Regions from separate parts of the Homo sapiens genome. Here regions 2 and 3 are each linked to region 1. A link is an interaction called in ENCODE POLR2A ChIA-PET data of the cell type or tissue named here. Cell type or tissue: MCF 10A. All regions are shown on one strand. Links, peaks and the distances in the headings refer to the core of each region. The heading gives the core; the rest is flanking DNA.

Region 1 (7,267 bases), core at 1,254-5,253:
CACCTTAAAAATATGCTCAGCCTCCCCTACTTTTCACCTTCATAGCCACCCTGCTGGTCCTGCCATCATGTTCATTTACCTGGGTACTTAGATTCTCTCCTGACCTGGCTTCCTGCTGCCTCCCTAGTGGCAGCCCAGTAGCCAGAGAGAGGCTGCTAAAGCTCTCTTCATGTCACTCAGAGTAAAAAAAAGTCCTCTCTTTTTATTTTATTATTATTATTATTATTTGAGATGGAGTCTCATTCTGTCACCCGGGCTGGAGTGCAGTGGTGTGATCTTGGCTCCCTGCAACCTCTGCCTCCCAGGTACAAGTGATTCTTCTGCCTCAGCCTCCCAAGTAGCTGGGATTACAGGCCTGAGCCACCACGCCCGGCCAATTTTTGGATTTTTATTAGAGACAGGGTTTCACCAACTGGCCAGACTGGTCTTGAACTTCTGACCTTATGTGAGCTGCCCCCCTCAGCCTCCCAAAGTGCTGAGATTATAGGTGTGAGCCACAGCACCCAGCCAGAAAGTCCTTTCAATGGCCTATCAGGCCATATACAATGTCTCCCCATTACCTCATCAACTTGGTCAACCAGGCTCTTCTTGCTTGTTTCACTCCAGTGCTCCTGAAGATATGCAGATTTAGCTCCTACCTCAGGGCCTTTGCCCTTGCTAGTTCATCTGCCTGGATCATTCCTCCTTCGGGTCTTCAGATAGCACAATCTATCAACTCCTTCAAACCTTTGCTCAAATGCCACTTTCTCAGTTAGCCTGAGAAATATAACCATTATATTTCTCATGTAACCATAAATATTTCTATACATATAACCATCATATTTACATTTTGGTACTTTTCATCCTCTCCAGGTTGCCCTTTCATCTTCCTTGCTTTTTTTCTCTTCCATAGCACTTATCAGGTTCTGAAAAATGTACAGTTTACTTATTATTTTATTTGTTACATTTCTCTGCCCGCCAGAATGTATGCTCCATTATATTTTGGTATAGTGGACAGAGAGGTTTGTCCATCTTGTCTTTTGCTGTGTTCTCAGGCCCCAGCTCAGTGCCTGCACATAGTAGGTGCTCACTCATATTAGCCAGAGCTCTCCAGAGAAACACAGCCAATAGGATATGTATAGCTATCTATAAGAGTGGACACATTATGGGAATTGGCTCACATGATTATGGAAGTCAAATGCCATTTGCAAACTGAAGGCCCAGGAAAACCGGTGGTGTAATTCAGTCTGAGGCCAAAGGCCTGAGAACCAGGGAAGGGAAGGGGTGTGGATGGGGTTGCTGGCATAAATCCTGGAGTCCAAATGCCCCAGAACCAGGAGCTCTGATGTCTGGTGGCAGGAGAAGGTGGATGTCCCAGCTTAAGGACAGGGAGACACAATTTGCCCTTCCTCCACTATTTGCTCTATTCAGGCCCTCAATGGATGAGATGGTACCCATTCACATTGGTGAGGGCAATCTCCTTTACAGGGCCCACTGGTTCAAATGCTAAACTCTCCAAGAAAGACCTAGAAATAATGTCTATCATCTCTCTGGGCATTCCTTAGGCCAGTCAAGTTGACACATAAAATTAACCCTTCTATCACTCTTAGCTGCTGAATGGACTTTATTCACCTCCTCTCATCACCCCATCCCCTCTGGCCCAGTGTGTCACCCTCAGCTGGCCCCACCTAGCCTGCGTAGGTCTGCGTCAGTTCCTCACCCTGCTGGGGTCCTCCTTCCTTCCCTTAGCATTCATGCCTCCTCCATGCCTCCCTCTCAGCCCATTTCATTCCACACTGACTTCTCCCTCCTTTGGGTTCCTTTGCACTTGTAATATTTTGGACAAACATGGTGACTTGGCTTGATCCCATCACATGGGGCAGAAACTAGCCAAGTGTAGAATTTCTCAGAGATGAATTGCTTCTAATTTTTTTCCCCTAAAACTTGTGATTCAAGCAAAAAGAGAGGAAGAGGAAAATGGCATGTGGCCATTGCAAAGAGATGACAGCTCAGATAGACAAACACAAAGGCCATTCTCTGTAACACAGAGGACAAGGGTGTGAAGTTTGCAAGATCCAGCTCCAGGAAAACAAGTGGCAATCATGCCTGCTGAAGCCACAACACACGGTTGTTTGGAGAGGCCCAGAGCCAGCACACTGGGAAGTCTTGAAGGAAAGAGGGAAAGTGGCCCAAGCTGGCAACTGGTGGGGGCACTGGCATCTTGACTTTCCAGGGCCAAGTTATAAGCTGTCACTGAGATGTTCTCCCAGTCCTCAGAGTTTATATACAGTGTCCATACTTGGTGTTTGCACTAAGGATTATGGAGTGTCACTTGCGGATGAAATTTATTCACATAAGAATATGTTAGAGCATTTGGAAGGAATGCCATGTTTGGAAGAACAGTGCCTAGTTAACCTGCAAAAATATTCCAGGGGAGCCCTATCCCATAGAAAGGAAGTCCCTCTCAGGGGTGGATGGCAGCCCATAAGTTATGCACAAAGAGTCCACATACCAGAGCATTGATTTTTTTTTCCTCATTGTTTCACATATATTAGTCATTTCAAGGAAGTTAATAAATCTGTGAAGGGCCAGGATCGTGTCATGCTATACATGTTATACTTTCTCCTCCAAAATGCTTAGTTCTGAGCACATGCTAGGTTCTGGATAATTTTTGGATTGATGAAGTATAAATTAAAGGCAAATGTCTTCCTATTTCTATGTGAGGGCTTAATAAGTACAGATCTAATACCTAGCTGTTTTCTGAGAATCCAGCATTGGCACTATTTTATATTACCCTGTCCACATTTAAAAGGTGCCCCATGTAAAGTGAGAAAATAGATTCTGAAAAGGATTGAGGCAGCCTGGGAATTATTCCAAGAGAGACTGTTAATCAACTCATGGCACAGAATCAGAGAAGGATATTTTGGGCTGCAGAGGGCAAGCTCATGCAAAGCACAGTCACAGCCCTGGCAATTTCAGGCCCATTTGGATGAGTCAAGAGCGGGCTATGACAAGCCATTTCCAGAATGGTCTGTCCACCCACCTACCACCAGAATGCACCAGAGGCCTTGGCACCACCAGCTACCCTCTCTCAGCCCATTTCTGCTTACAGAGAGGTGTCCTTTGGAGAAAGACCAACTCTGTCCCACTTTCTGGGATCCATCATCTCTGGGACAGTGGCATTTACAGCTGTTCTCCTCCCTCCCTCCCAGCAAAGGCCCAGAGTAAATCACGTCTCCCAGGGACTGTTTGTAGCACTTGCTGGTATGAGCTGTGGGGCTCTGCAAGGACCCCTTTTTCCCATCAGCCTGCCGTCCAATCTTGGAGTAATATAAGGGGGTCCAGCTATTGGGGGTCATTGGGAGGATATAAATGGGCATTTGAAAACTCACTTTAAGCACCTCTCAGGACTGCTGAGAACCTTCTCTGCTTCCAACCAATCATGTCCATTCCAGAGGTTTGCATAAAACATTTCATCCCAGGACCAAGCAAATGCATTGTATTAGGTGATCTCCAATATCCCTTAATATCCCTTCCAGCTCCTGGAAGCTATGGTTCTAAATTCAGGGCTTAACTAGCAGATGATGAAGGCTCTTCACTTATTTTCCTTTGCTGCCTGCATTTGGTATTTCACCTTGTTCCTTATCTCTTCTGCCTTATGGAACTAAGGGTAAGGAGAAACTCAAATCCATCATTTTTGCAGTTTGTTGGCAGCTCTAATTCACCAGTTTTGTAATTTGTTTGCACCTGCTAGAAAAAGGTTTGTTGGGGAGGGGTGATGGAACTTGCTATGGTTTGAATGTATCTCCCAATGTTCATGTGTTGGGAACTTAATCCTCAATACAACAGTGTTGGGAGGTGGGGCTTAATAAGAGATGATTAGGTCATAAGGGCTATGCCCTCATGAATGGATGAATGTTGTTATTGATGGAGTGGGTTAGTTATCAAGAGACTGGGCTTATTATAAGAGCAAGTTCAGCCCCCTCCTGCTCCCTTGCTCTCACACTGTCTTGCCCTTTCACCTTCTGCCATGGGATGATGAAACACAAAGGTCCTCACGGGATGCTGTCACATGCTCTTGGACTTCCCAGCCTCCAGAATCATAAGCCAAATCAACTTCTATTGCTTATAAATTACCCAGTCTCTGGTATTCTGTTACAGCAACACAAAACAGCTAAGACACAACCATAGCCTGGTAGGGGAGACAACAATGCAATGGAATAAATACAGGTAAAGTTTCTTGGAAGCATAGACAGAAATTGACAAATTGCTCAGGAAAGGGAGAGAATACTTTGAAAAGTAATGTGCTGGCATTGGCTTCGGGTCTTAAGGAAAGCTTAGGAGTTGCCCAGGCCTTTAACTTTCCATCTGCCAAGAAACCACTGTTCCATCTGCCAAGCAACACTCCCTTCAGCAGTTCCTGTGGCTGGGTCTTCTCATCCTTTAAACTCGCATTTCACCTGTCACTTCCTCAAACCCAAGTGTCCGTTGACAGACACCTGGATGTTTTAAAATGTGGTATAAACATACAATGGAATATTATTCTGCCTTAAAAAGGAAGGGAATTCTGACGCATGCTACAACATGGATGAACATTGAGGACGTTATGCTAAGTGAAGGAAGCCAGTGACAAAAAGACAAATACTTTATAATTCCACTTATATGAGATACCTAAAGAAGTCAAATTCATAGAGAAAAAGAGTAAAATTGTGGTTTCAGGGTCTGGAAGGAAGGGGAAATGGGGAGTTAATGTTTATTGATTTACAGTTATTGATTTTCGGTTTGGGATGATGAAAAAGTTCTGGAAATGAATGGTGGCGATGGTTGCTCAATAATGTGAAGGTACTTAATGCCACTGAACTGTACGCTTAAAAATGGTTATAGTGATACATTTTATGTTATGTATACTTTGCAACAATAAAGAAAGTTTAATTATAGCAGAAAAATACAAATTACCATCTCAGAGAGGCTTTCCCTGGCCACCTAATTTAAAGAATTCACCCCACCCCAGTTCCTTATTTACTCTTTCTTTGTTCTATTTATTTCCTTCCTGTCATTCACCGCAATCTTGTACTTGTTTCTTGATAAGCTTCATAAAGACAGTGACCTTGTCTGTTTTGTTCGTTACTGCATCATTCTTACCTGTGCTTGGCGGACAGTAGGTGCTTAAGAAGTGTTTATTGAAGGAAAGATTGAAAATTCTATAAAATGCAAAGTGCAATAGATATGTCAAAATTGTTATTCATCGCACATGGCCTTTCTCTATCTGGAAGGATTCCATGTAGTGAGAATAGTTCAAGACCAAGGAAATCCAAATGCAGATCACCTTGTTGCTAAAGGCAGCAACAATTTGACTTGGAGTACCTTTTGAGATTGACTAATAAAAGGCTGAAGCTAAGCCAAGAAGTGGATTGATGAAGCTTCAACAGGTCATGTCTCCCTGAGGCTGCTTTTGGCTGCAAGAACAGAAACTTTAGCTCAGAGTGGTTTGGACAAGAAACAGTGTATTTTCTCACATTAAAAAAAAAAAAGCCTTGAGGTAGGGCTTCAGGGATTAGCTAACTCAGTGTCCTAGTAAGCCAGCAAGGCTCCAGTTTCTTTTCATTCTTCTGCTCTGCTCTCTTCCTCAAGTGAGCTTTATTCTTAGGTCAAGATGACTGCCTTAGTTCCATGTGTCACACCCGGACACAAAGACACACTATTTCTGCAGAAGAAGAGAAACTGTCTTTCCTTGTGTCTTTTTTCTGGGCAAGTGAAGGGATCTTTCACAGAAGCCTCACAGATTTCCCATGATGTGTCCTTGGCCAGAGATGCAAGCCATGGTCATGCCTAAATCAGTCACAGGCAAGGGGAATAGGACCACTATGATTGGCTTAGACTCGTATTGGCCTTTGGGATTGGGGATGTGCCCTCCCCAAAGGACATGGCAAGCTGAGGAGGGGAGATAAATTTTATCCTTGGATAAACTTTGGCCCCTTAGGAAGAAGGGAATACCTGTTGAAAAGGCAGACAGTAGCATCTATAGCAGGGTGAAATCGGGGGTTTGGATCCATGCCACAATATCCACCCTGCCATGGAAGCATGGATCATTCGAGGTGGGACTGACTGTGGAGAACTATAGCAGACCTCAGACCCCTGCTTTTTGCCCACCACTCACCTTAGCTTATCTTGCCTGGGGTCAGACTGGCTGCAAAGGGTGGAATAAAGTGATATATCCCTAGGAACTTGCTATTAAGCCATGAAAGGACAGGGAGGACACTTAAATGCATATTACTACGTAAAAGAAGCTAATCTGAAAAGGCTACATACTGCATGATTTCAACTCTATGACATTCTGGAAAAGGCAAATTGATCTGATTGATCAGCTTTCAAAAAGATCAGCAGTTGCCAGGGGTTGGAAGGCAGAGGAGGGAGTGGTGCAGAAGAGGCAGGAAATTCAGCAGGCCTTGGAGGCCGTGATGATGGGACATCATGGAGGGCTTTAAGCAGGAGCACGACATGACCTAACCTCTGCTGTCAAAGGATCACTCACACTGCTGTGAGGAGGATGTGCTATGGAGCGGGAAGGTGGGTGGCAGGAGTGGAGGCAGGCAGGGTTGAAAGACCACTGGAATCAACTAGCTCAGAGACAGCACGGGCTTGGTTTAGGGTTTCAGCTGTGGAGATGGAGAGAGGTATTTGGACGAAAGGCCCGCTTTGGAAATAGAGCCCAAAAGCCTTGCCAAACAGACTAAGTGTGCATGAAGGAGGAAAGAGGCAAATCAAGGATGACTTGTAGGTTTTTGGCCCAAGCAATGATGATGTCACTAACTGGGTGGGAAATATCGGGAAAAGGAAGGACCTATTTCAGTGAGGAGGGAAAAATCAAGGCTTATGTTTTGGACATGTGAAGTCATCTGGGTGGATCAGCCCTCTAAGTGGAGATGTGAGGAGGTGCTTTTGTGGAGTCTGGAACACAGAGCTGTAGATCCGAATCTGAGCAGTTTATGGATGGGTTTTAAATCTGGAGGAAATCACTTAGGGAGAGATTGCAAAAGGAGAGGTGAACTTACTAGCTGTGTGAGTTGAGCATGTTATTTAGCTTCTCAAAATGAGCTTGATTTTGAACTTGTCTACAGCGAGTTTTTTACTACCTGTCTTGCAAAGTTTTTATAAGAATTAAATTAGGTAATGTGTGTGAAAGAAACTAGCACAAGGCTCAGCTCATCGTAGAGTCTAAGGAAATATTTTTAAAAACTCTAGTATCCTCCATCTCATTTCTTTTGGAAATAAAAGTATTCGTATGAGC
Region 2 (7,267 bases), core at 2,040-6,039, 54 kb before region 1:
TAGTGAGTTCTCCCTAGATCTGATGGTTTTATAAGGGGCTCTTCTCCCTCTGCTCGGCACTTCTTCCTGCCACCTTGTGAAGAAGGTGCCTTGCTTCCCCTTTGCCTTCTGCCATGATTGTAAGTTTCCTGAGACCTCCCCAGCCATGTGGCACTGAGTCAATTAAACCTCTTTCCTTTATAAATTACCCAGTCTTTGGCAGTTCTTTATAGCAGTGTGAAAATAGACTAATACAGCCCCTTTCATCATCTGTCATGTACCTGTTATTGCAGGTGTTGTGAGTGAGAGATAAGGTATTATACCTACCCTCAGGTAGCTCAGGGGAGGGCTTCCGTGAAGCAAATATGGAAGGATCTCTGTTCATTTGTGGTCTTCTCTTTCTCACCTAAAGTATTGTGCCTGTGATATTAATGGGAGAATGCAAATGTACCAAGCACTGGATTAGCTTGGGGACCCCTTCTGGATGAAAGCTGTTGCTACAGGTGGCATCTGTCCCTACACCTGCTCCCCTTTGTTCTGAGAGGATCCATCTTTGGAGCACCAGGCTGTGCAGGCTAGCTGCCTTTCTCCTCACAGGGCTGGGCAGAGCTCAGCAGACAAGGGATCACCTGTCAAAGAGTCTCCACCCCACGGCTGAAGATTGTGACCATGTGGCAAACTCCAGCCCTAAAGGGACCCGTCAGAGTGAGGTGCCCCAGAACAGAAGATCAGAAACAGACACAGAGACTGCCAAATACAGAGGGCAATATCTCTCGGAGGTTAGAACAAGAATAATTCCCCAAGTCCTTTCCAGAAAATGTAATCATATAGTTCAGAAAAATGCACTGTGTGTTTTAGTAGAAGAACACATATTTTGTCCTAAGTTTGCCTTTAGATTTGATTAAAAGTATATGGTTACAGCTGCTGCTGTTGGGATCAATTAGAATCAAGCCTGTAAATGACTTTCTTCCACAGGGACTGTTCCAAGTCTGCTTGAGGTCCCAGAACTGTCCCCTGGGAAACCTGGGGAGTACGTGTGAGGACTTCTTTTTCTTTCTAAATGCCAGCATTGGACTGATTATTCTAGAGTTTGTACTTCATTCCTAATTAATATAAAAATAAGGTTTTCAGAATCATCCAATTTTATTACTTTTTCTTTGTGAAGTAGAACATTTAAACAGGATCCTCTTATGGTAAATCATTCAGATCCAGCTAAAGTTCAGGAGAATAATAATAGGTGCTCTGAAAATCATGGAGTGTGTCTTCAGAATTTGCCGCACACAGCACTATTTTAATTTCTGAGTTAATACAGGTTCTAACTCATGATAATAATGACTTTATGAAGACAGTCTCTGGATAACAAAGCTATTTTCATCCTTTACTGAATGGTTCAGAAACCATACTGCTTTAATCTGTTTTTAATATACTTTTTTTGGCTCTCTGACGTCTTGAAAAATGTTTTATGATTCAGGAAAGTAAGCCATGTTTGCATGGTGGAAAGGAAGACAGAAATGGCATTGCCATTTATTCACTTACTCGTCTCATTTATGTCTTCAATTTTTTAAATCAGTGAAATCATAATAATAACAATACTTTCCTTATAAGGCTGTTGGAGGCTTAGGGCACCTGCCATGCAAAAGATGAAATCTCAGTTTCCATCTTCTAGCTTCTTTGTTTCCTCTCCTTCCTCCTCAGTAACTAATAAACAAATGCTATATGCTAGAGATTTTACTATATAAAGGATATCTAATTTTAAGGAAAATTCCAAGTAAAATAGCAGAAATTATAATATAGGATGAAAAATGTTACAATATAAACATAGTGGGAGATCCTCAATATTCCTCCCTTCTCCCTTTTTCTTCTTTTTCTGCTCCCAAAAAGAGATCTTGGCATTTCCTTGGTTTTTCTTAGTGGAGTAAGTCCTTTTTGAGGCACTAAACGGAGCCTCTTTCACACCTGAAAAGGGATGGGGGTGTTGGGTTCCCAGGAGAGGATCTGGATCTCTGTGTTGAAGAGGGAGAGTGACTTCATCTTTGGAGAAAAAGGTGTCTTTAGACCCTTTGCATTCGGAGGCTGTTGGACCCCTGGCAATACTTAGGGTGACCACATTTCCAGGAAAGCTGTTGTCCTCTGTGTCCCAAGGCTGGAAGAGGAAAGTTGCCCCACTTCCTGTGTGATGGGTGTTTAGGGAAGGCAGGACATGAAGGCACAGAGGTGGAGGCCTGAGAGACTCCGTGGAGGCTCCTAGGACTGCTGTCCTTAGGGGGATGCCTGGGTGTGGGCCTGAAGGAGGTGAGTACCAGAGCCCTGAGAACTGAGGGAGCCACGGAGCACTATGTGGGCACACTCCTCCCTTGGAGATCAAGGAAGCCTGTACCTGGGCAGCAGTCAGCACTGTCTTAGACTCAGAGGACCAGCGTCAACGGCAGCTGACAGCAAAAAGCAGGGAGGGATACAGGGAGTACCAGGAGAGAGATTTTGGACTTCTCATTCCTCTGGCATGTAGGTCTGAGCTGGCTTTATTTTTCATTTGTAAAAAATAGAATAGATATGACTTTACTTGAGGTCTGAATTTGCAGAGCAGTTCACACTGGTTACCTAAGCATATGCAGCAGGGCTGTGGGGCTTGTTGTAGGGGACTCTCCCCTCCTGCCACTGTCGTGTCTTCCTCAGACATTCATTCATTCATTCACTCAACAAACTATATGTCACAGTTGTTGTCTCAGCTCACTTCTTGTTCTGGAAGCTTCCATGGTTCCCCGTGATCCACTGCAGTAAGGACAACCCTCTGCAGTCTGGCCCACACCTACCCTCATCTTTCAAGTCTAACCTCTCACTCCTTCACATGTACACTTCCTAGTCAGAATATAGACAGACTCTTCCCAGATGTCCACACATGCCCTGGGCTGTCCTGCCTCATGCCCCTGCTAGTGCCTTTCTTCTGCTTGGAATGGCCCTGGGCCCCAGCACCATCACTCACTGTCTCCTCCAACCCCCTCCAAAGCCCAGTTGTTCAACAAGAATCTAAATGACAGAGACCCTGTGAGGACACCGGAAGAGAAGGGCCTCCCTCTCCCAAGCTCTAATGACCAAAGCTCCCCGGAAAGATGTCTCAGAAGCTTGTTTTGAGCGAAGAAAAACTGCAGATGATGGGGAAGGCATCTCCATCGTGAAAGCTTTATGCTAGGAGAACAAAGGGTGAAGAGAGACCACTAGAAGAACACAGACCGTCAGCCTTCCTCCCTCAGTGGGTTTCTCAGCACAGCCTCCTCCAATACTGTTTCATGCTTAGGGTCCCCAACAGAGAGAACTACCCTGAGTACCCCTGCCAGGCTGAGAGGAGGGGAGCAGTCTGGCTGACAGCTGCCTCTGGCTGACAGCACACTGTCCTGGAGCCTGGGGCCTGGGTCAGTGCCTGCTAGGCGGGCAGCAGTCATAGACAGCCGGCGAGGCCCCTCAGCCCTGCAGAGAGCCTTCCAGGTTCTGAGTCATGGATTATTAAACCTAGCTTTTTGGTGTGTATTTGGGGGGTGGGGTGGGGGTTTTGATAAACCACCTGTGACCCTTGGGTGGTTTTGAATCTCTCTGAGTCTTGAGTATCTCTTTGGAAAAAGAAAAGGATGTCACCAGACAGAGTTGCAGGGAAGTCAGCTTTGTACTTCATATTCCACCGGGGTCAGCTTAAATCCATTCACCATTAGGCTTTCCCTAATTCCCGGCTCCGTGGTTATTAAATCTCTGACTTTGAACACCTGCAGCATTGGGTTTGTAGCTCTCTCACGGCACTCGTAGCTGTAAAGTCAGATAGCTGTAAACTCCTGTAGGCTGGAAATGGCTCTGACAAATCTTTGTATTCCCCTGCCATAGCCAATGGAATGAAGTAGAAATTATTCACACTTGGTTGATTTGAAAGCTCACAATATGAACCAACATTTATGGAAGCTTTTTTTCTACGTGGCAGGCAAGCATTTTGCACAGGCTTTTCTCATGTTGTTCTCACAAGGAGACCTCATGGGGCGGGTACTTTGATGAGCCCCGATGACATCTTGGAGAGGTGAAGTAACTTGCCCGAAGTCATTCAAGCAAGCAAGAGGTGCCCTCAGGACTCAGCCCAGGCAGTCTAATAGCAGTCCACCCTCTCAACTTCCGGTGCTGTATGTCTGCTAGTTCATAAGCATGTGATGGTTTCACAACATCTGAAACCCCACCCCAAAAGAGGATTCAGAAGGTTGTTTTGAGAGAAGGAAAATTGCAGACAACAGGGAAGACTTCTCCATCATGAAAGCTTTAAGTTAGGAGAAAAAGGGAGACGAAAGACCATTGGAAGGATGCAGACCAGCAGCCTCCGTCCCCTTAACTGGCTGAGCTGCTGGTTTGAGCTATCTTCTGCAGCTTACAGAAAATCAAGCTTCTCCCCAAAGAAGAAATGAAGATAACTACCCAAAAGGCCGATGGCTTTACAGCTTGGCAGACATTGGAATCCCCTGGAGAACTCTTTTTTTGACACCTGGTGAGGTCTGTGGAGAGAAACCTGCAAGGGAGTGTGAATCTTCCCTTGTTTTTTTTTTTGCCCCTGGAAACCACCATTCAACTTTCTGTCTCTGTGAATTTCACTGTTCTATGTACCTCATGTAAGTAGAATCATATAGTTTTTATCCTTTTGAAACTGGCTTATTTCATTTAGCATAATGTCCTCAAGGTTCATTCATGTTGTAGCATGTATCAGAATCTTCTTCCTTTTCAAGCCTGAGTAATATTCCATTGTATGGATAGACCACATTTTGTTTATCCATTCAGCTCTTGATGGACACTTTGGTTGTTTGCACCTCTTGGCTATTGTGAATAATGCTGCTATAAATATGAGTGTGCAGATATCTGTTTGAATCTCTGCTTAGAATTCTTTTGGGTATATACTCAGAAGTGGAAGTGCTGGATCATTTGATAATTCTATTTTTAATTTTTGAGAAAGTTATACCATTTTCCACAGTGGCTGCATTGGGAGGATTGATTGAGCCCAGGAGTTTGAGGCTGCAGTGAGCTGTGATCGCACCACTGCTCTCCGGCATGGGCAATAGAGTGAGATTCTGTTTCAAAAAAAAAAAAAAAAAAGTAGAGTGACGTAGATAAAACACACTTGTCATTGACGGTGGCATTTAGTAAACATTCAGCAGATGCTACTCTCCTAACTGTTCCCCTTTCTTCACTTAATCTCAGAATCCTGCCTTGATACAAAACAGTATCACATGTGTGCACCTAGGGGAGAAGAAGAAGAGAAACAGCTGGAAACGTGGATCTCATTGGATTACAGAGGGCCTTGAATGCCACATAAGGAATTTGGACTTTCTTCTGTGGATAGCTGCAGTAATGGGTTGAACTGTGTCCCCTCAAAATTCATATGTTGAAATTCTATTCCCCCAGTAATTCAGAATGTGAACTTATTTGGAAATTGGGTCACTGCAGATGTAATTAGTTAAGTTAGGATGAGGTCATGCTGGAGTAGGGTGGGCTCTAATGCAGCACGACTGGTATCCTTATAAAAAGATACTAGCACTGAGAGAGCCAGCGCTGGCCTGGGGGAGCACGGGAGGCAGCAGTGAGAGCTGTGTGTTTGGGAGTCAGGAGGTGACTGAGGCCCCACGGCGAGCGTGCAAGTGTGCGTTTGGTTCTCGGTGTGTTGGGCAGCAGGGGAACCATGGGATCCAACACACATTTTTTTTTTTTTTTTGAGACGGAGTCTCACCCTGTGGCCCAGGCTGGAGTGCAGTGGCACGATCTCAGCTCACTGCAACCTCTGCCTCCCGGTTTCAAGCGATTCTCATGCCTCAGCCTCCAGGTAGCTGGGATTATAGGCACCTGCTACCACGCTGGACTGATTTTTGTATTTTTAGTAGAGACGGGGTTTCACCATGTTGGCCGGGCTGGTCTCAAACTCCTAATATCAGGTGATCCACCCTCCTCAGCCTCCCAAAGTGCTGGGATTACAGGCATGAGCCACCGCCCCCGCCCCCAACACACATTTTGCAAGAGCAAACGCACGGAGGAATGTTCTGTTTGAGTGCACTTGTAGCTGTTGGGCTCTGGGCAAACCGTATGAGCCCTGAGATCCACAAGGAGAGGAGGAGTTCCTGGAAGTGGTGGAGGTGAAGGCATTACAATGAGCTGCCTCCCTTTAGCATCCTCAAGCGGCGTCCCGACCCCTTCAAGTCAAAGGCAGACATGTTCAGGGAGCACCTGCTATGAGCTGCTGCCCAAAGAGGTGGATGGGGTTGTCTCAAAAGGTGAAAAGACACAGGGAGGCCCTGCCCACAGGGCCATCTCCTGTGGGCAGCAGAGGCTTGCTCACAGCAGCTCAGGCAAAGAGCTGTAAGTCTGAAGAGCCAAGGGCGCTCTGTGCAGCAGGAGCTGGAGGGAAGCAGTGTCATTAACATCCCTGCCATTTGTCATCATCAAAAGGTATTTCTTAAGCACCTAATTGAGCCTGATACTGTGCTTGTGTTTTATTTTCAGAGCTTGTAAGGACTAAACAATGTGCAAACAAGCAAATCAAATATCCATATAAGGCAGGTTACTTGTTTCATTAATTTTCCTTTTCTCTCTTCTCTTCTTTCTCTTCTCCCAGTTTCGAACTCTCCAGACCTGGCTAATTACAAATGACGTGTATGCACAAAAGGTTATCATGGAGCTGCGGTTCACCTTCCAGTGATGATCATCCCACAGCCCCAACCCACACCCTCCACCAACACACAATTTTATACACATAGTGCACACATACCCCACACCACAAAATTACCCTCACACACATGCACCACACAGAGCCCAGACCACACATTCCTATACACCACATGCATGCAACGCACATACCAGACACACACATACACCCGACACACTACACACACCACACACACCCCACACCCCACAACACACCACACACACGCAGTCTGCAGGCTGTCTGGAGGCTGCTGCTGCTATCCAGAGAGACGTGGTGAAAAGACTAAGCTTTTAGGGACCATGCAGGCTCAGAAACGGACAAGAGGAAAGAGCTGCGACAAGCAGGTGAGCTGAGAGCCACTCACCAGAACAGAGTTCCAGCAGGGCTGCCTCACGCTAAGGAGACCTTCCCTGGCCCACAGCCAGGTGAGCAAGGCATCTCTTGGCTCCTGCCTCCTCTCCCATGTCACTTCACTCTCGAAGAGGAGAAGGGCTGCCTGCTTGGTCTGATTCTTATGTTAAAGCTGGAGGGAAGTAGGGGGCACGACAAGGGTAAAGAGTGAGCGGGTGAGGGTGCAGG
Region 3 (7,267 bases), core at 1,640-5,639, 71 kb before region 1:
TGTAAGTAAGGCACCTAGAAGAGCATTTGGCCAAAGCTGAGTAGATAGAATGGCTTTCATTATTTTCATTCGTTCAGGTGCATTCATTAACTGCTTGTTTAAAATCTTGGGGACACAGAAGTAAGACAAGGTCTCTGGAGACAGGGCAGTAACTGTATCTATCACCTGAAGCATGTTCTGTGAAGCAAAGGATGGTTTATACTGCATCCGCAGATACTTTTTAATTCTGCAGATGAATAGGGCCTTGTACCAGGCATAGACCAAGATGGAAATCCCTCTAATGTGGGGTGTGCCCTTTAATTTATAAGTCATTTTCTTATCTATTTTCACATTTGACTTTTACATTAACCCAAGTAGTATGTAGACATAATTACCTCCACTTTATCAATAAGGAAACCATGGCCCGAGACACAGAGTCATTTCCATTTAGTCTGAGTTGAGGGTGGCTATTACCAGCATCACTTTGTGGGGGGTTTTTTGGTTTGTTTTTGTTTTTTTGGGACAAGGTCTTGCTCTGTCACCCAGGCTGGCGTGCAGTGGCACAATCTCAGCTCACTGCAACCTCTGCCTCCAGGGCTCAAGCGATCCTCCCACCTTAGCCTCCTGAGTAGCTGGGACTATAGGCGTGCACCACCACACGAGGCTAATGTTTGTATTTTTTGTAGAGATGGGTTTTTGTCATGTTGCCCAGGCTGGTGTCAAACTCCTGAGCTCAAGGAATCTGTCCACCTTGGCTTTCCGAAGTGCTGGGATTACAGGCGTGAGCCACCACACCCAGCCCATTTTGTTATCTATAAAAATATTATGCACCCTACCCCACCCTCCAGCTGGGAGGCAGAACCACCGCGAGTTGCCTGTGATGGGCAGGGGAAGGGAGAGAAAGGGCTCTGATTCATTCATTCATTCATTCATTCATTCATTCATTCATTCTTTCAACAACTAATTGTTGAGGACTAATATGTTGCAAGCTCTCTGAGGTGCCCTGGGCCAGCTGGTGTCTCTCAAGCAGTTCCAGGCATGAGAAATAAGGCTGGGGCTTAAATTTGCTGATAGAAAGAACTAGGCAGGTAGAAGTTTGTGTTTGGGGGCTTTCAAAATTTCCATCTTCCTCCTGAGGGACCTGGGCCCCCTCTATGCCCAATGAGTCACATATTCCTTCACCGAGAAAGGAACCACAGTAGACTTTTTTTAATAAAAATGAGTGGTATAATGACTTTCAGGCCAGGCACAGTGCTTAATTACACCTGCAATCCCAGCACTTTCAGAGGTGGAGGCAGGAGGATCACTTGAGACCAGGAGTTCAAGACTAGCCCGGGTGGCAAAGTGAGACTTTGTTTCTAAGGAAAAAAAAAAAGAACAAAATTAGCTGGGCATGGTGGCATATGCCTGTAGTCTCAGTTACTTGGGAGGCTGAATCAGGATGATTGCTTGAGCCTGGGAGGTTAAGGCTGCAGCGAGCCTTGATAGTGCCACTACACTATAGCCTGGGTGACAGAGCAAGATCCTGTCTCTAAAATATGTATATATTACACACACATACACACAAAATGGCTTTCATTATTTTCTACCAAATATCAACAGAGGGAGGTGTGTGGGTTAAGATGGGGTGATAGAGGGCAGGCTGATAGGAAAAAGGGGCCATCTGTGGACACATGTGATGCTGACAGAAGAGATCTCACTTGATCCCAACTCTGGGCCTTCACTCCAGCCCCTTCCCCATTCCCCTGAAAGCCCTTCCTCCTTTTCGTCCGCCTAAATGCTTTCCTTTCAACTTGGCATCCTTCAATAAAATAAAGAAAGAAAGAAATGCCTTCCTTCCCCCCTTGGTTAACACTCACCTCTCTCCCTCATGTGACTTCTTAGACTTATCTTACCCATACTTGATCTTTCCTTTCTCTGAAATTTTATTTCAGTTGGACTCAGGGATACCCCCTCTAAGTTGATTGCCTTTGAACGGGTCACGGTCTACAGCTCATATTTCCCCAGGTTACAAGCTCCTTGTGGGCAGGGCCATGTCCTAAACCCTGTGATATGCTCACAGCATCGAACTGTGAAGAATCTCATCTTCATTCCCAGGAGCCTGACCTAATGCAGGCCCTCTTTGTCTCTTCCCTGGGCCAGGGCAGCGCTGGCTCCTGGCACATCACTTAGCAGAAAGCACACCTGCGGTCCCACCTCCCTGCTTTTCAAATCCTCCCTCAGCTCCTCTCTCCTGCAGACTGACATTCAAGCACGTCTTCTGACTGCCAGGCCTCTCACTGGCCACGGCCCCCATCAAGCACCAGGTGCCCAAAAAAGCAGGCACATTGGCGCCTCTCTGTCCAGCACATTCCTGTCTTTCTAGAAACATACTACTAATCTTTTGAGGTGAAGCAAAAATGTCACATTGTCATTTCAGAGCGCATGCCCCAGGCAGAGTTAATTCCCTCCTTCACATTGATTCCACAGCACATTTTTGGTTTTTTTTTTTTTTTTTTTTTTTGAGATGGAGTCTCAGTCTGTTGCCCAGGCTGGAGTACAGTGGCACGATCTTGGCTCACTGCAACCTCCATCTCCCAGGTTCAAGCCATCCTCCTGTCTCAGCCCCCACTAGTAGCTGGGATTATAGGCACGCACCACCATGCCTAGCTAATTTTTGTATTTTTAGCAGAGACGGGGTTTCGCCATGTTGGCCAGACTTGTCTTGGACTTCTGATCTCTGGTCATCCACCCGCCTCGGCCTCCCAAAATGCTGGGATTACAGGCGTGAGCCACCGCGTCTGGCCACGTTTCCTGTTTTTAAAGCAGCCCATTTCTAGGCTCATTGGAAGGGGTCATGGAGCTCCGTGTCCCGGCTAAGTAGGTCCTCTGGGAGCATCAGTCCCATGACCCCCCAGTCCTTCCCTACTTTGGCACTGAACCCCACTAAAGTCTCTTTATAGCTCTTGCCCCTCAGCCTGCCCTCACCATTTTACTATTTGCATCAAGTCTTCACCTTACAGAGATGCTGCCAAGACAAATGAGATAATATGTAAAAGTGCCTTAAGCTCCAGAAGATGGACTGTGTTATCATGGCTGTAAAACTCTCTACTGGGGAAGTCAAGCTTGATGACAGTGAATCGGAAAGGGCAAGATGAAGGAAGAGGAGGAGGAGAAGGAGGAGTAGGAGGGAAAGGAGGAGGAGGAGAGGGAGGAGGGAAAGGAAAAGGAGGAGGGGGAGGAGGGGAAGGAGGAGAAGGGGGAGGAGGAAGCGGAGGAGGGAGAGGAGGAGGAGGGAGAGTCAGCATGAGCAGAAGGGCTGAACTGACCAAACCAAGACTCTTCTGCCAAACTCATCAACCAGAGGAGTCTTCTTCTGGGGGTGAGAGGGTGGTGGGCAGAGTGGGACCAGGGACCTGGCACGGGGTAGGATGCTCCCGGCCAACAGAAGGTCCATTGCCACCCGTTGGATGACTTGGCCAGCTAGCACTTGAAATCCCCCCTGTGGAAGTACAACTGACAAATGTAAGCAGCTAGGCCTCTTTAATGGGGCTCCTGGAGGACAGAGCCTGTTCCAAGAAGCATGGGTGGTGGGCGTGTTTACCTGAAGGCAGTGTTCCCTGGTTTCTCTGGAAACCACATGCCTTAGAAACAAAGGAGCTCGCACACAGCATGATTCATGGCCACCGTTTGTTCCTGTCTGCCCCTCCTGCCGTGGCTCCACTCATGGAGGGTGCCAAGGATATGCTCTTGGTTGCATGAGTAACTTGTTTTCCCCTCCAAGAGAGCTTTCATTTTCTCCCAGTCAGACTTAGTCATTACTTATTTGGTGAATTCTTAAGTGGGTGACTGAGTGGACCGTCGAGGCCTTGGAGGAGGGGGCTCGTTCTTCCTTGCAGCTTGCACAGCTGGGAGCAGGACCCTGGAAAAATGAGAGGAGGGCGCAGAGTGCATATGAGAGGCCTTTGTGGATTTTTCTCCTGACATGAGCACCCACTTCGTGCCCCCAACTCCCTTCTAATGCTCTTGTTGAGAAGCTCCCAGCAATTTCTTCAATTCAGCCAGGGACCGCCTCCTCTGGGAAGCTTTCTCAGATAACCCTGATGCCCCCTGCCCATCATTCCCCCCAATCCCCAGTTCCCGTGACACAGGATTGGTGTATCTGTCAGCCTTCCCCGCAGGATCCAGGGAGGGCAGGAACTCTCACTCCTCTTTGTATCCCCGGGGCCTGGTGCAGACCTGGAAATGCCTGTTTGTTGGCTGACTGTCAGAGCCCAGGCAGGCACAGGCCTTGTTTGGAAACCTGGGAGGGGTGGCAGGGTCCCTAACCCCTCTGGGTGCCCAGGGCTGGTCCTGGCTCTCCACTGCTTCCCACTTCCCTGCCAGCCTTTACAGACCCTTTGCCCTGCACCTCACACCCCTCTGAAAGGGTGGCAAGCCTGGTCCCAGTGGCTGCTTCAGATGCTACTCTTGAGGGCTCCTTGAGCCATGCCCTTTTGGGCCACTGTACAGTCACACATCACAGCCACCTTGTCTTTGGCAGATTATGTTCTTTTTTTTTTTTCCCTCTCTTTAATCATAGTAAAATACACATAACACAAAATTGACCATCTTAACCATTTTTAAGCGTACAGTTCACTTGTACTGATTATATTCACATTGTTGTCCAATCATGACCTCCCTTCATTTCCAGAACTTTTTCATTTTTACTAAAGTGAAACCCATTAAACCCCAATTCCCTGTTTCCCCTCCCTCCAGCCCCTGGCAACCACTGTGGTACTTTCTGTCACTATGAATTTGTGGCTACTTCTTTTAATGGTGCAAAAGTACTTAAGCACAGTGTGAGCCTGGGTCAGGGTACAGACCACCCGTACTACCTGGAGACTCCTTGGTACCAAGCCCTGTTCTGCTTAAGATGTGAGCTTGATTTTGACACTTCTCTTGTGGATGGCAGAGCCCAGAGTGGAACCCAGGTTCATTTCATTCTAAAGCCATGTCCAAAACTCCAAAGAACCAATCTTGAGTAGGGGTTGTATTAGTCTGTTTGTGTTGCTATAAAGGAATACCTAAGGCTGGGTAATTTTTAAACAAGATAGTTTTATTTGGCTCACAGTTCTGCAGGCTGCACAGGCATGGCTTCAGCATCTGCTTGGCTTCTGGTGAAGCCTCAGAAAGCTTTTACTCATGGTGAAGACAAAGGGGGAGCAGGTGTGGCATATGGTGAGAGAGGGAGCAAGAGCAGGGAGGAGGTGCCAGGCTCTTTAAACAACTAGCTCTTGCCTAAACTAATAGAGTGATAACTCACTCATTATTGAGAAGAGGGCACCAAGACATAGAACGAAGAGTCCAAGCACCTCCCATGAGGCCCCACCTCTATCATTTCAACATGAGGCCCAGGGAGAACAAGTGGCTGGCCCTCGGACATACTTTCTGTAAGTGGTAGAGGCAGGATCCTGACCCTGCCTGTCTCATCCCAGTTACCGGCTTACCCCAGTCTTAACAACACTAAAGGCATTTCAGGAACCTTGTCAGAAGAGAGCAGGGGGCTTGGGGCAAGCTGTGACTTTAGAAAGTTGTGAGCTTTGGAGTCCCTTAAACCACTCATACTTGATGGCTTATTCATGAGACCAGTTGTGTCCATGGACACCCAGGTTTCACATTTTTCTTTCCTCCTTGCTGAGGGTTTACATTCATTCATTACAAATGAATGTTGAGAGTGAACTCTCCCAGGGGTGGTGTAGTTAATACCGTTACAGCCTGAGGCCACTAGGGTCTCCATTCAGCCTTGCCTCTTGGAGGAATGATAACCGTACTAGCTCACTTTTACTAAGCACCTTCCATATGCCAGGCACTGGTTGACCCATGTAATTGCATCTAATCTTCACAATTGTCTTAGGTTGGCTTTTTTAGAAGCAGATTTGAGATGAAGATTCTCATGCAGGTGGCCTGCTGAGTGAGTGAGTGAGTGAGTGAGTGAGTGAGTGAGTGAGTGAGTGAGTGAGTGAGTGAATGCTAACAGGAGAAATTGACATGAAAGTGAGGGAAGCCAGAAAGAACTCGTGAGGAGGCCAGGCACAGAGGAGCCCCGTCTGGAGTCTCGCCTCAGCCCCACCCGACCGGGCAACCTGCAGCCTGGGTGATACCTCGGGGTTGCCCTGCCTTGAGGCAAGGGCTTTGGTTCCTCTTATCAGTCAGTGGGTGGGAGGGTGGGGTGGGTGGGCAGGGTGTAGGGCTGGGGGTTTAGCTTCTTAGGAATCCCTAGGTGAGTCGGCTTAAGGGGGCAAAGGCAATTTTCCAGAGAAGGGTGCAGCTGAGGGCTGTTAGCAGCCCAGACTGAGAAAGGGTGTCTTGGTGGGCCTTCACTGGCATCTTTTAGAACATTCTTCTGAGATATGATCTAATACTATCTCCGCATTATAGAGGAAGACTGAGGCCCAGGGAGGGCAAGTACCTGGCCCTAGGACATACTTTCTGTAAATGTTAGAGGCGGGATCCTGACCCTCCCTGTCTCACCCCAGTCACCAGCTTACCCCAGTCTTACCCCAGGCTCACCCCAGTCACCAGCTCCTACACTGCTAGAGACAGGAGGCTTCATTCAAGGAGCTGTGGCTGATTCTGGGAGTCCTTCTGTCTTGCCTGGCTCCAGCTTTTTGCACTGCATTAGTAGCGGATAAACCCGCAAATCCCCAGGGCCTAACACAATACGAGTTTCTTTTTTGTTCACATGAAAGTCCAATTAGCGGTAGGGGAGGAGGTGGTGTCCTACAGTCAGGGGTCTGCCCTCCTCCCAGCACACCCCCATGGAAGCCCTGGGTATTAATATCCAGCTGGCAGGTGAGGCAAATTAGAGCGTGGAGGACTGTGCAGGAAGCTCTAAGGGCCAAACAAGGAAGTGAGGAACACCACTTCTACCTTCATTCCATAGTTCAGAACCCGGTCACTGCTTTCTCTGAGACGCAAAGGGGACTTGGAAATGTGGACCCCAGCCAGGCAGCCTCAACCCTGCAGAGTGGAGGGAGATCCTCAAACAGATGGTCCATAGCTCTCAACTTGGCTTCATTTTGGCCTCCCAACTTGGCCCCACTTCTGAAGCAGCATCATTGTCTGGGGCAATATCTGAGGTTTGTCTTCTCATGCCAAGAGACGTCGTCTCTTGCAAGAGAGAGGGGCGCAGGAATGGGACTTCTGGCTGGCAGAAGAGTGCACCGGATTTTATAGACAGGCTTGAGGAAGCAGTGTCTGATTTACATGGGGCCCACAGATTGGTTGGACCAGGTGTGACTTTACATATCCTGTGGTGAAGCTGGCC

The links. ChIA-PET counts read pairs that join two places held together with the same protein. Peaks named below come from ENCODE experiments on the same cell type or tissue, not always from the same donor. Only the 100,000 strongest peaks of a DNase experiment are listed, where the experiment ranks them.
Region 2: POLR2A ChIA-PET joins it to region 1 with 6 read pairs; 2 of 35 experiments call an interaction of 5 or more read pairs at or near these places.
Region 3: POLR2A ChIA-PET joins it to region 1 with 6 read pairs; 2 of 35 experiments call an interaction of 5 or more read pairs at or near these places.

What each region holds. Positions count from the first base shown.
Region 1 is chr1:223,425,283-223,432,549 of GRCh38, reverse strand. No RefSeq gene overlaps it. Among named protein-coding and RNA genes, the nearest start is that of CCDC185, 36 kb to the right of the region's middle. In MCF 10A, for the core only: no CTCF peak of the experiment used is centred there; a DNase peak (open chromatin) is centred at 2,959.
Region 2 is chr1:223,479,781-223,487,047 of GRCh38, reverse strand. No RefSeq gene overlaps it. Among named protein-coding and RNA genes, the nearest start is that of CCDC185, 90 kb to the right of the region's middle. In MCF 10A, for the core only: no CTCF peak of the experiment used is centred there; no DNase peak of the experiment used is centred there.
Region 3 is chr1:223,497,128-223,504,394 of GRCh38, reverse strand. No RefSeq gene overlaps it. Among named protein-coding and RNA genes, the nearest start is that of CCDC185, 110 kb to the right of the region's middle. In MCF 10A, for the core only: no CTCF peak of the experiment used is centred there; a DNase peak (open chromatin) is centred at 3,644.